Linked DNA regions of Homo sapiens: region 1 is linked to region 2. Evidence: chromatin contacts called from ENCODE Hi-C or POLR2A ChIA-PET data. All regions are on one chromosome and are shown on one strand. The core of a region is the stretch at or near the end of the contact, and the rest is flanking DNA. Distances in the headings are between cores, read along the strand shown.

The links. Hi-C counts contacts between places; a loop is a spot of excess contacts on that map. ChIA-PET counts read pairs that join two places held with the same protein, here RNA polymerase II (POLR2A). Pooled maps may share reads with other maps.
Region 1: a map of posterior vena cava shows a loop between it and region 2 (7-fold over the local background). The contact joins two enhancer-like sites. A Hi-C loop is called at or near these places in 5 of 168 maps with a recorded cell type or tissue (breast epithelium, heart right ventricle, mammary epithelial cell and 2 more), 7 of 37 single-sample maps with no recorded cell type and 6 of 50 pooled maps. POLR2A ChIA-PET finds 5 or more read pairs at or near these places in 7 of 52 experiments (GM10248, GM12878, MCF 10A and 4 more).

The regions. Positions count from the first base shown.
Region 1 is chr9:133,941,507-133,946,789 of GRCh38, reverse strand. The region is part of intron 1 of VAV2 (vav guanine nucleotide exchange factor 2); the gene reads left to right. Among named protein-coding and RNA genes, the nearest start is that of VAV2, 48 kb to the left of the region's middle. RefSeq lists enhancers at 741-850, 1,511-1,560, 1,600-2,453. Within about 2 kb of position 1,334, at least 8 of the 41 ENCODE cell types and tissues checked have a DNase peak (open chromatin) inside an H3K27ac peak, as active enhancers do; they include OCI-LY7, where a contact is called at or near this core.
Region 2 is chr9:133,977,088-133,981,741 of GRCh38, reverse strand. All of the region lies in intron 1 of VAV2 (vav guanine nucleotide exchange factor 2), which reads left to right. Among named protein-coding and RNA genes, the nearest start is that of VAV2, 13 kb to the left of the region's middle. RefSeq lists enhancers at 1,514-2,029, 1,983-2,032, 2,546-3,063. Within about 2 kb of position 1,966, at least 13 of the 41 ENCODE cell types and tissues checked have a DNase peak (open chromatin) inside an H3K27ac peak, as active enhancers do; they include OCI-LY7, where a contact is called at or near this core.

The DNA.
Region 1 (5,283 bases), core at 85-2,584, 34 kb after region 2:
AAGCTATTTTAAGTGGTTTTTGGAATGAGCATGGCATAAATAAAACAGGAAATTAATTTGTTTTCCCATTTTTTTATTGATCAAAGACATCCTCAGCTGCCAGTCAGAGCTTCTGATCAGCACGACGCAGCATTGTGGCCCCAGGGAGTCAGCACCACTCCAGCTGGAAGCAGAGCAGCCAGGCGTGCAATCGGTCTCTGCTAAGCGCAGTGTTAGTGACACTTGTTGAAGTATTTCAAGAAAACGCACTATGTCTATCTATGTCTGTGGGTACTTCCTGGAGCCTTTGCCGCAGGGCGTGGAGGCTGCACATGGAGACCCCCAGCTTGCTCAGAAAGACCCAGAGGCTTGAAAAGAGAGTGCCTGTTCTCCTGAGGCCCAGAAGCTGTGGTGCCCTGTTGCTTTCAGGGCTGTGGTGCCCAGGTTCCCTTTTGCAGCAAGGAGCACATGGGGTGGGGGTCTTCACCTCCCAGTTGCTGGGCTGCTCTGGCCATGAGCAGAGAGCCTGAGGCCAGGCCCCAGAAGTCCCTTGTCGGCCTGTGTCCCTCCCCCAGTCCCTGGCAGCTGCCTTGAGGAGCTCTGCTGCGAACTAAAGGCCAGCGGGGTGGCGGGCTAACAGCTCCAGGGTGGGACCATGGTGATGAAGGGCCCAGGTTCTCGTGCACTGTGGCTGCTCCTCAGCTCCAGCTAACTGTGGCACCCCAACCCCCCTGCCAGCTCTCCCAGTGACCAATGTCTCAGGGGACTTCTGGACTTCCCCAGTGAGATGGCCTCAGTACAGTCTCTTTGAGTGAGAGTCCCAGCATCGTGGGAGTCAGAGGGCAGGGTTCTCCTTGCCCATTTTACAGATTGAGAAACTGAGGTACAGAGAAGCTGTGTGGCTGTTGAGTGGGAGCAGGCCTGGGTTGTCCCCACCTGGAGCACCTGCTGTGGGGTCTGCACTGGAATGTGGTTGTGTGCAAGAGGCCAGGGGGAGGTAGGACTGTGCAGGACAGGAGTCGGTGGTTCAGGGATGCCAGCCAGAGACCTGGGAGGAGCCCTGCCTGTTGGTGACGATCTACATGGATGGGGAAGGTTGGGCCAGGCGATCTGGAGACCCCAGCTTGGGGCTTTCCCTGCAGGACCCCACCCCCAGCTGAGTGCCACTCCTGGGACTGAGGACACCCGGGCCCCTGACCTTCCTGGTGGGGCAGCCAAAGGGACTTTCCCGGGCATGGGCCTGCCAGAGGCTGGGGGCATCCTGAGAGGAACCGGGCCTGGGTTCAGATCGCGGGTCACCTGCCTTCTGGGGCCTCCATTTCCACATCTGACGGAGCAAATGTGGATGTGAAAGTGCTAGTGGGCTGTGAAATGGCGCATGCGTGCTAGTTAGTTATTATGTGCCGATCAATCAGGTCAGCCCCCTCCTCTCTGGCCCCATTCCTAAGCCTTGGTTTCTGTGGGTGGGGCCTGCCCCTCAAGCCCAAAGGCCGGGCTCCTACACTCAGTGCCTCCCCATCTCCTCTGAACAGACTGAGTTTTTGTCAAAGTACTGTTGTCATTTTAAAAAAGAAAAAATAATGGGATTTCCCTGCCCAGAAACCCATAGACAGGATAGCTTAGAGGCCAGCAGTCTGGCCTTGGGGGTCAAACCATCCCAGATCCATTGTTAGCTCAGTTACATCCTTGCTAGTGACCTTGGGCAGGCCAGCTGACCTCCTGAAACCTCAGTTTCCTCATCTGTAAATTAGGAATTGCTGCAGTGACTCAAGGGAGCTCTTAGCCCAGTGCCTGGCCTTCTGGAAAACCTGGCGGCCGTGGAGCGCCTATAATCACTGTGAGTCAGCGCACCGAGACGCGTAGCCAGTCTTGGCCGGAAGGGCCTGGAGCTCTGTGCCAGAGCCTCACTGTGCACATGAGGAGACTTGCCCGAGCTCTCCTGGGAGGAGGGAGCAGCGAGGGTCACCTCCCATAAAGGTCAGCCCGGCCCCACGCTCCTCCTGCATGGTCCAGCTGGGGCCCAGGAGTCAGCCCCTGAGACAGTGTGGCACCTGCCTTGACGACGCAGGCCTTGTGCTGCCGTCCTTGGCGAGACAGGACTTTCTTGCATCCCCTTAGGCGGGGGCCTGCTGCCCTTTTGCATCCCGGCCACTCCATTTGCCCCTGAATCCTGGGCCTACCCATGAGCTCACTGCTTGGAGCTTGGTTGTCTGTCTGTGCAGTGGGCCAGTGCACACCTCACAGGCTCTGCAGGTGGTGAGTGAGTTGGCTGTTGTGCACGTCAGCATCCTCCCTGCCTGTGGTCATTGTCAGGCTCTGCTATTACTCCATCACCATTGCCCAGGGGTCGATGGCCAAGCCACCTGTGTTCAAACTGCAGCTCCCCAGCTGAGGCCTGCTGGCTATGTGACTCAGGCAAGTGGATTTGCCTCCCCCGGCTTAGTTTCCCCTTTTGTACCCCTCTCAGGTCATGCCGGCTAGATGCCAGCTCTGGAGGGCGAGGCAGGCCTGTCCTGTTTCCCACTCCAGCACTGCCGGTGACCCGTTGCCAGTAAGGGGCAGTGGAAGGGCCCACATAGGCTGAAGGGCGCCCCTGCTCTCGGTGGGCTGCCGTGGGTTCTGCAGGGCAGAGAGGCCTGTCCCTGCCATTGTGTCCCCATCACAATAGATTGTTTCAGAGACCCTAAAGAGACGTGACTGTCCTGTGAGCATGTGAGCTTGGCCGGTGAAGCTTGCCATCCAGGATGCCCTCGGGCCTCACCTGTGGCTCAGACCTGGGCTCCTGGCTCTGGGGTCTTGGCTCTCCGGCCCTGCGCCGCCTCTCCTGTCTGTGACACCCCGCCCTGGCGCCTTGCAAGAGCTGAAGGACAGTGCAGCTGAACCTGGGGAGGTGGGCGACTGGGCATGGAGCCTGTGTCACCACACTAATCCGATTTCAGCCTGATTAGATCTGCGGCTGCCGATGAATGGGCCGGAGAGAAAGGGGCTGACGTTTCCAGGGCACACTACACGCTGCCTCTCATTGCAGCGCCAGAGCCTGGACAAGGGATTCTTGGGGCCCAGGGGCGGGAGCCCTCCCTGCAGTCTGGGGCTGTGGGGAGCAGGAGGTGGGGTAGCCCATGCCCCCTCAGAGTGCCCTAAACAAACACAGTGGGGACCCCATAGCCGCCAGCCTGGGGGAGAGGGCACTCAGCCCTGGGACCCTTGTCACAGGGCTTGTTTTCTGGGGACAGACCCTTGCTGTGGCCACTCAGCTGGACTTAAAGTCCAGGATGCTGGGGGAAGCAGTGGCTGCCTTTGTGGGGGGTCCCGAAGGCCAGGTTGGATCAATGAGAGAGAAGAATGCCGCTTGCTCCTGCAGCCACAGGTGACAGCTGAAGCCAGCCTTCATAGCTTGGGCGTGGACAGGGGACTTTTCACCTGGCGCTGACCACCATCTGGGCCTCCCTTTGCCACTGTCCCTCGGCCTGTGTCCTCAGTGGGCCCCTGTGGCCATGATGCACCTGCAGCAACCTCAGCCTTGGGTCCGGTCCCTGCCAACCGTCAGGGTCTCTGTCTAGAACCTGGACCTTGAGGCTCTGATTGGCTCCAGAGCGACCACAGACCTTGCAAACCAGGCCACTGAGGAAAGGGGTACAGGGATGGCAGGAGGGACCTGGTGCCTGCCCACACGCCCGTCCTCTCAGAGGGCCTTTGCCCTGGCCGATGTCGACATGGCTTCATTCTTGGCGCTGCCGCCCTCTGGTCAGGTGCCCACGTCCTTAACTCTCTGTGCCTCAGTTTCCCTTTGTGGAAAATGGGATGAACTGTAGAAAGCACAGGAAATGCTCCCTGAAGGGAGGCCGGGCCGTGTGTGGCCTCCCTCGAGGTGGAGCCTGACGTGGCCCCCAGGCTTTGTCCCGGTCTCTGCCATCCCCGTCCGTGCAGTCCCTGTCCCTGCCATCTGCATCAGCCTGTGTGGCTCAGTTTTGCAGAGACCACCCTGGGTTGGGCCCAGAGCTGCACCAGGAGGACTTCTTAAAGGTTAGGGTGGCCAGAGTGGCCACGGGTGGGGCCGGGCCAGGCACAGCAGTTGCTGGGCCCATGGGAAAGGGGTGCGCTGGGCCCATCCTGTGCCCGAAAGGAAGCCTGGGCCTGGCCGGCTGTGATTATGGTTGGGATCTGTGTAATTAACTCTAAACTTGGGAGGCTGAGGAAGAATGAAAATAAATGCTTAGTGGAAATTACAGACAAGCCATATTCAAAAAATAGTCACGCCAGGCTGGAAGCTGCAGCACATGCAGCCGCGCAGATGAGCGAGAGGGCGTAGCCCCTGCCCCGGCTCAGGCCTGCTCCCAGCTCCAGTGTCTGGGGCTGTCCTAACCAAGCACCATCGACCGTGGTGGCTTTAAGCAGCAGAACCTTATTGTTCCCAGGGCTGCAGGCCAGCAGCCTGAATCAATTGTGTGTGGCAGCAACAGCTCCTTCGTGGGGCCACGGAGGAGAGCCCGTCCCACGCCCTCTCCCGCTTCTGGCAACGGTGGCCACCCTTGGAGTGGCTGGCCCACAGCTGTGTCACTCCCAGTTGCTAAGGAAAGGGGCCCATCTCACATGCACTCCTCGTGGGTCTGTGTCTCCATGTCTCTCTGTGTCTCTTCTAATTAATCTTTGTATTGTGGTAAAATACACATAACGTAAAACTCAGTGTCTTCTCCGGTTTTCCTCTAGAGCACCGTCCAGTAGGGTCAAGCACATTCACTTTGTTGGCAAGCACCATCACCACCATCCACAGAACTCTCTGGTCTTCCCAAGCAAGAGCTCTGTTCCCCACGAAACCACCCCATCGCTCAGCCCTTCGAGGGCGCCCACTATTCTCCTTTCTCTCTGTGGATCTGACGACTCCAGGGGCCTCATGAAAGTGGAATCACGGCCTGGCGTGGTGGCTCACGCCTGTAATCCCAGCACTTTGGGAGGCTGAGGCAGGCAGATCACCTGAGGTCAAGAGTTGGAGACCAGCCTGACCAACGTGGAGAAACCCCGTCTCTACTAAAAATACAAAAATTAGCTGGGCATGGTGGTGCGTGCCTGTAATCCCAGCTACTCGGGAGGCTCAGGCAGGAGAATTCGCTTGAACCTGGGAGGCAGAGGTTGTGGTGAGCCGAGATCACACCATTACACTCCAGCCTGGGAAACAAGGGCGAAATTCCGTCCCCCCCCCCCCCCAAAAAAAAGTGGACTCACACAGGATTTGTCCTTTCATGTCTGTATTCTTCAGAATTAACAGGTCGTGAAAAACAAAGATCATGGAGTGTTTTAGACTCACAT
Region 2 (4,654 bases), core at 717-3,216:
GGCAGTGGGGACCACACTCGCTTGGCCACACATAGCATCTTCTTGGTGGCCGTGTCCCTCGAGCTCAACCTCCTTGTCTGAAATGGGATGACGGTGGCCACCTTGCAGACTCTTGGAAAGATTTGGTGCAAAAAGTGTGTGTCTGGCGCCCAGCGCAGTTTCTACCCCACAGCAGGGCCCACTGAGCCTCAGGACTCGGCACCCTCACCCCGAGCCCGGCGGCTCACTCCCAGTGAAGGGCACCGGCCCTCACCCGCCGCCTGCCCTCCCTCAGCATCAGAGCAGAGTGCAGCGGGCGGCCTGAGGGAGTGGCTCTCTTCCTGAGACTGCCGCCTCACTACCCACCTCTCTTCCCCTCCCCTCTCGCCGCCAAGTGGAAGGTGAAGCCCTGGGCGCGCTGCTGGGCGCACCTGGACACTGCACGGGTATAGTGGGGGGTGTGGTCGTGGTCACTAGTGCCTGTCTGCAGAAGGAGGCATTCTGGGGCAAGCAGAATCAGGTGAGCCAGATGGTCCTACAACACCTAAGTCTGAGATGGGGAAGGGAGCTGTTAATACTCACATGAGGACCATGAGTGAGGAAAACCTGCTGGCAACACGGGACGCTGAAGAAGGGGCCTCACCCCGTCTCCTGCTTCTCCCCAGGGCCTCCTGGGTTTGACTGGGCGAAGATGGGGCACGTGCAGGCTTTGCTGTTGGCAGGGTCAACAGCAAGCTGTGCTAGTCCTCAGCAAATGAGGTATTTAGATCCCTGGGGGCAGGGTGATGGCGGAGAGCTTCCCGGAGGAGGTGGTACTTGAGATGCCCTGAAAAGTAGATGGCTTTTGGTAGCTAAGGGTTGGAGACAGGTGGTTGTTCTACAGAGAGGGCTCTGTGTGGCCACAGACTGGAGGCGCTGCCACAGTGCTTCATCCTGGATCATTGCTGGAAGGGGTGTTGCAGTTTTTGAAATCTGCGTTCCAGCAGCAGTTGGGGCAGAGGAAGCTGCATGCCACCAGCTCTGATGAGTAGAGACATAAGGCAGCGGCTGCCGCTCACTGCAGAGCTCGACCTGGCTGGCACTGGGCCACCTGCTTGGTGTTCTTCCCTCTGCCTTGCAGGGGATGGTGTTTCCCTGCAGCAGATGATGAGTCTGAGACCCAGGGAGATGCGTGATAGAAGGTTCCAGAGAGGTGGCCATGCCCCATGGCTGGTCGGGCAGCTGGGTGATGATCAGCCTCTGCGGTGTCAGGGTCGGGGGCAGCACCCCAGTGCCCTGGGGAAAGATCTTGTTGCCAGGGCCCCTCTGCCCTGACACATGCCCTTTCTCTATTCTGGGTGGGTTTGTTTCAGGACCGCCCAGCACTGGCACCTCCCCTGGTCCTTGGAAGACTCTGGGCAGCACCAGGTGGGGGCGGCTCTGCCCTGGTTAATGGATGAAGGAGGGACAGGTGACGGGCCAGTCTGAGGTCATGCAGCTGTGTGGGGGTTGAGGCCTCGTGCCAGCCCGTGCAGGTCTCTTGCCTCTGGAGCGCCATTCACTTCCCCCCTCCACCGGCAAAATGGCCCCTTGGGTTGGTGGGAGGTTGGGAGACAGAGAACCAGGTGCCTGAGTCCAGAGATGGCCCCAGGGCTGACCAGCTCTGCCCTCTGGCCACATGGCTTCCGGTCCTGGGCCTCCTGCTCCCGGGTGGCTGGTGGCCCAGCCTGTTCTCCACCCTACTCTGTGTGTCGCGCACTGGCTCGTGGCATTGAGCCGCAGAGGCAGAAACCCTGTGCTTGGTGTTGCTGGCTTTCTGGAGGGGGCACAGAATAAGGATGAATGGAGAGAGGAAGATGGCACTTTCAGATGAGAGAGAGAAGGCAGGCAGAAGGCAGGGCTGCCTTCAGGTGACGCCGGCAGGCTCCCTGATGAGGTGACAGGGCGGTGGGGTGCGCAGCTGGCGCCGCCTTCCCCTCACCACTAGCACCTGTGCTCCCCGAATGCCGTTTCAGCTGAGTGAGTTCAGCTGGGGCCTGTTGGGGAGCTCGGGGCCCTGGCAAAGTCAGCAGGCTGACAGCAGGAGGTCCTCGTGGGCCAGAGGTCAGTGGTGGGGCTCTGGGACATGGCCGGAGGCGGGGCCGGGCCCGGATTAGTGCCTGGCTGCCTGTCCTGCCGGCGGCCGTGGCTCCGGGCTCTGTGTCTCTGCTGCAGGAAGTCTTCATTTGCTTGTCCTCCCTCCCTGTCAACATCCTCTGTCCGAGTTCCGGACGGCTGCGGCGTCCGCTCCTTCCTGCTGCCCTGGGAGCCGAGCCGTCCTCATGCAGCCCCTGCCTGGGGACCCATCTCCTCTGGGCCTGGCTTCGTGTGTGGTTGGGCACTGAGCGGCCGACACATTCCTAGGGTGGAGACCGCACACACAGCGTTGAGCCTCTGACAGCCGCGTTCAGATCCTGGCTCAGCACCTCGTGGCAGACCCGTGGCGCCTCTCTGGACCCTGCATTCTCCGCTGTCAAAGGGGGTATTTTAGGAGCCCCTCCCAAGGGTTGGCCGAGGACCCGGCTGTCAGCCCGGTGCCTGGCAAGTGGGAAGTGCTCGGCGGACATGTCTCCCAGCCCCTGCAGGGTGGAGCCATGAGCTCGCCTCTCCGACACCACCACCCCTGGCACGAAAGCTCTTCCGAAGCCTCAGTGCCCCTCCCCATGTGCCCACTTGACGCGGCTGGGGTGGGCGCTCCGGGACCTGCAGACCTGCTCTCACACTGGGGTCAGGAGCTGGCTGGAGGAGACCCTAAACCCAGCGAACTCCCCTGCCCTGACCCCCTCAGCTCTGATGAGCCCCCTTCTTCACCGGGGCCAGCCCCAGGCTCAGGTGCCCGGTTTTTGGTCCCCTGAAGCTTCGTGTTCTGAAGGACTCTTTGCCTGGAGCTGGGGACGCTGTTTGGCTTCTGAATCCAAAAGATAAACAAGAATGACAAATACAGGACCGTGGAGGGGACAGGACTGGGCAGTGGGAGCTTGAACTTTGGGCCAGACTGAGCGGCTGCGCCCCTGAGTTAGGTCTCCTGCTGCCTGGCAGCTGCAGGTTTTGCAATCCTGATGCTGCTGGAAACAGTGTTTCTGTTTTGTGGGGTTCATCTGTCAGTCTTTACAGAGTTTGTGTAAGGATGAAGACAAATCATTCTCACAGACCTACTCCTTGTCCCCTAGGCCAGCTTGGCCCTGAAGTCATCAGTATTTCTGTTGGTTTGTTTTGTACTTTTGGGTTCAAAGGCAGCGCGAACACGCGGTATCTTTCCGTGACCCGCCAGGTGCTTGCGGGCTGTGGCCTTCCCAGGATTGGGGAGCCCGTCTCCAAGTTTCCTCAAGGCCTCCCAGCCCTGTGTTCTTTGAAATCTGCATAGGGGTGGGGAGGGGGTGCCTGCCTGTCTTCTGTTGTTAAGGACTTTAAAAAATGCTGTGTTGGCTGCCTCCAGGGTCATCCTTCCACAGGGGGATCCTTTCTGCAGTGGCTGGAGTAGGAGAGGGTCCCCCAGCCTGCAATGGAGGAGGTGGCAGTGAGATCCTCCTAGTGGACCCTGGGACCAGCATCCTCTGGCCGGCGGGCCAGGGAGGGCAGTTTCCCCAGCCCTGCCCAGCCCTGCCTGTCCTGGCCTCACCCTCGAACACCGTGTGCCTCCCCGCTCCTGGTCTTGAATGTGTGTCCAGTTTTCAGCCACATTTCTGGGATCATCACATTTGTCTCATACACGTAGGACATCTCCAGAGGCAGGGGGCGTGGGAGCTGCGTGCCCTAGGGCAGGTGGACGCATACACGTAGGACATCTCCAGAGGCAGGGGGCGTGGGAGCTGCGTGCCCCAGGGCAGGTGGACGCCCCATCCCCTTTGCCAGCTGAGGGGCAGAGGCCTGAGGTACTGAGCCACCTGGACTTGGCGTGGCCTTCCTGACTCAGGTGCTGCCCCCTTGACCTCGGCTGCTCCCCCGAGTTTTGAGGCCTATGTTTTGGTTTTTCTGCCTTGTTCTGTTCTCTGGCGTGTCTGTGGTTGGCGTCCGGCAGGGGCTGCAGGCTGCGTGTTGAGGGGCAGGCTCTGGACACTTGCCTGCAGCTCCAATGTCCCACCTCTGACTGTTGTCAGGAACCAGAGGTGCCAGGTGAGTGACAGCTGTCGTGGATGGGGATGGACCGCCTGTCATGTCATTTGCCTGGGTAAGTGACAGCTGTCATGCGTGGAGGGTGACTGGCCCCAGGGCCATTGCCACGTGTCCCCGGTGCACAAGGTGCCTAGACAATCCTTGTCTGGCAACATTCTGTGTCCCAGGCCCCCTGGGGTGGCGGAAGGTTCTAGTCCTTCATGCTCATGAGCGCCGCATCCTGAGACCCTCCTGCCCTCTGTGACTGGGCCATCTGTGCCTCCCTCCCCTAGGCCCCAGCTCATCTTTCTGCTGGGACGGGAGAGAGAAATGATCCCGCAGTCATTTTGGTGAAAGCCAAGACCCCCTTCAGATCTGAGCTGTTCCATCTACAGCTGCTGGGCTGCTCCTCAAATGGACACCAGGCACCCATTGGATGCCGGAGGTCCTCGTGGGATGCTGGGGGGGCCTCACTCTGCCTGAAGTCCCTCTTGGTTTTATTTGTTTTCATTCCAGAGCTGGAAGGAGGCAGGCTTGGGGCAGGGCGGCTGGGCGTGGCCTGGGC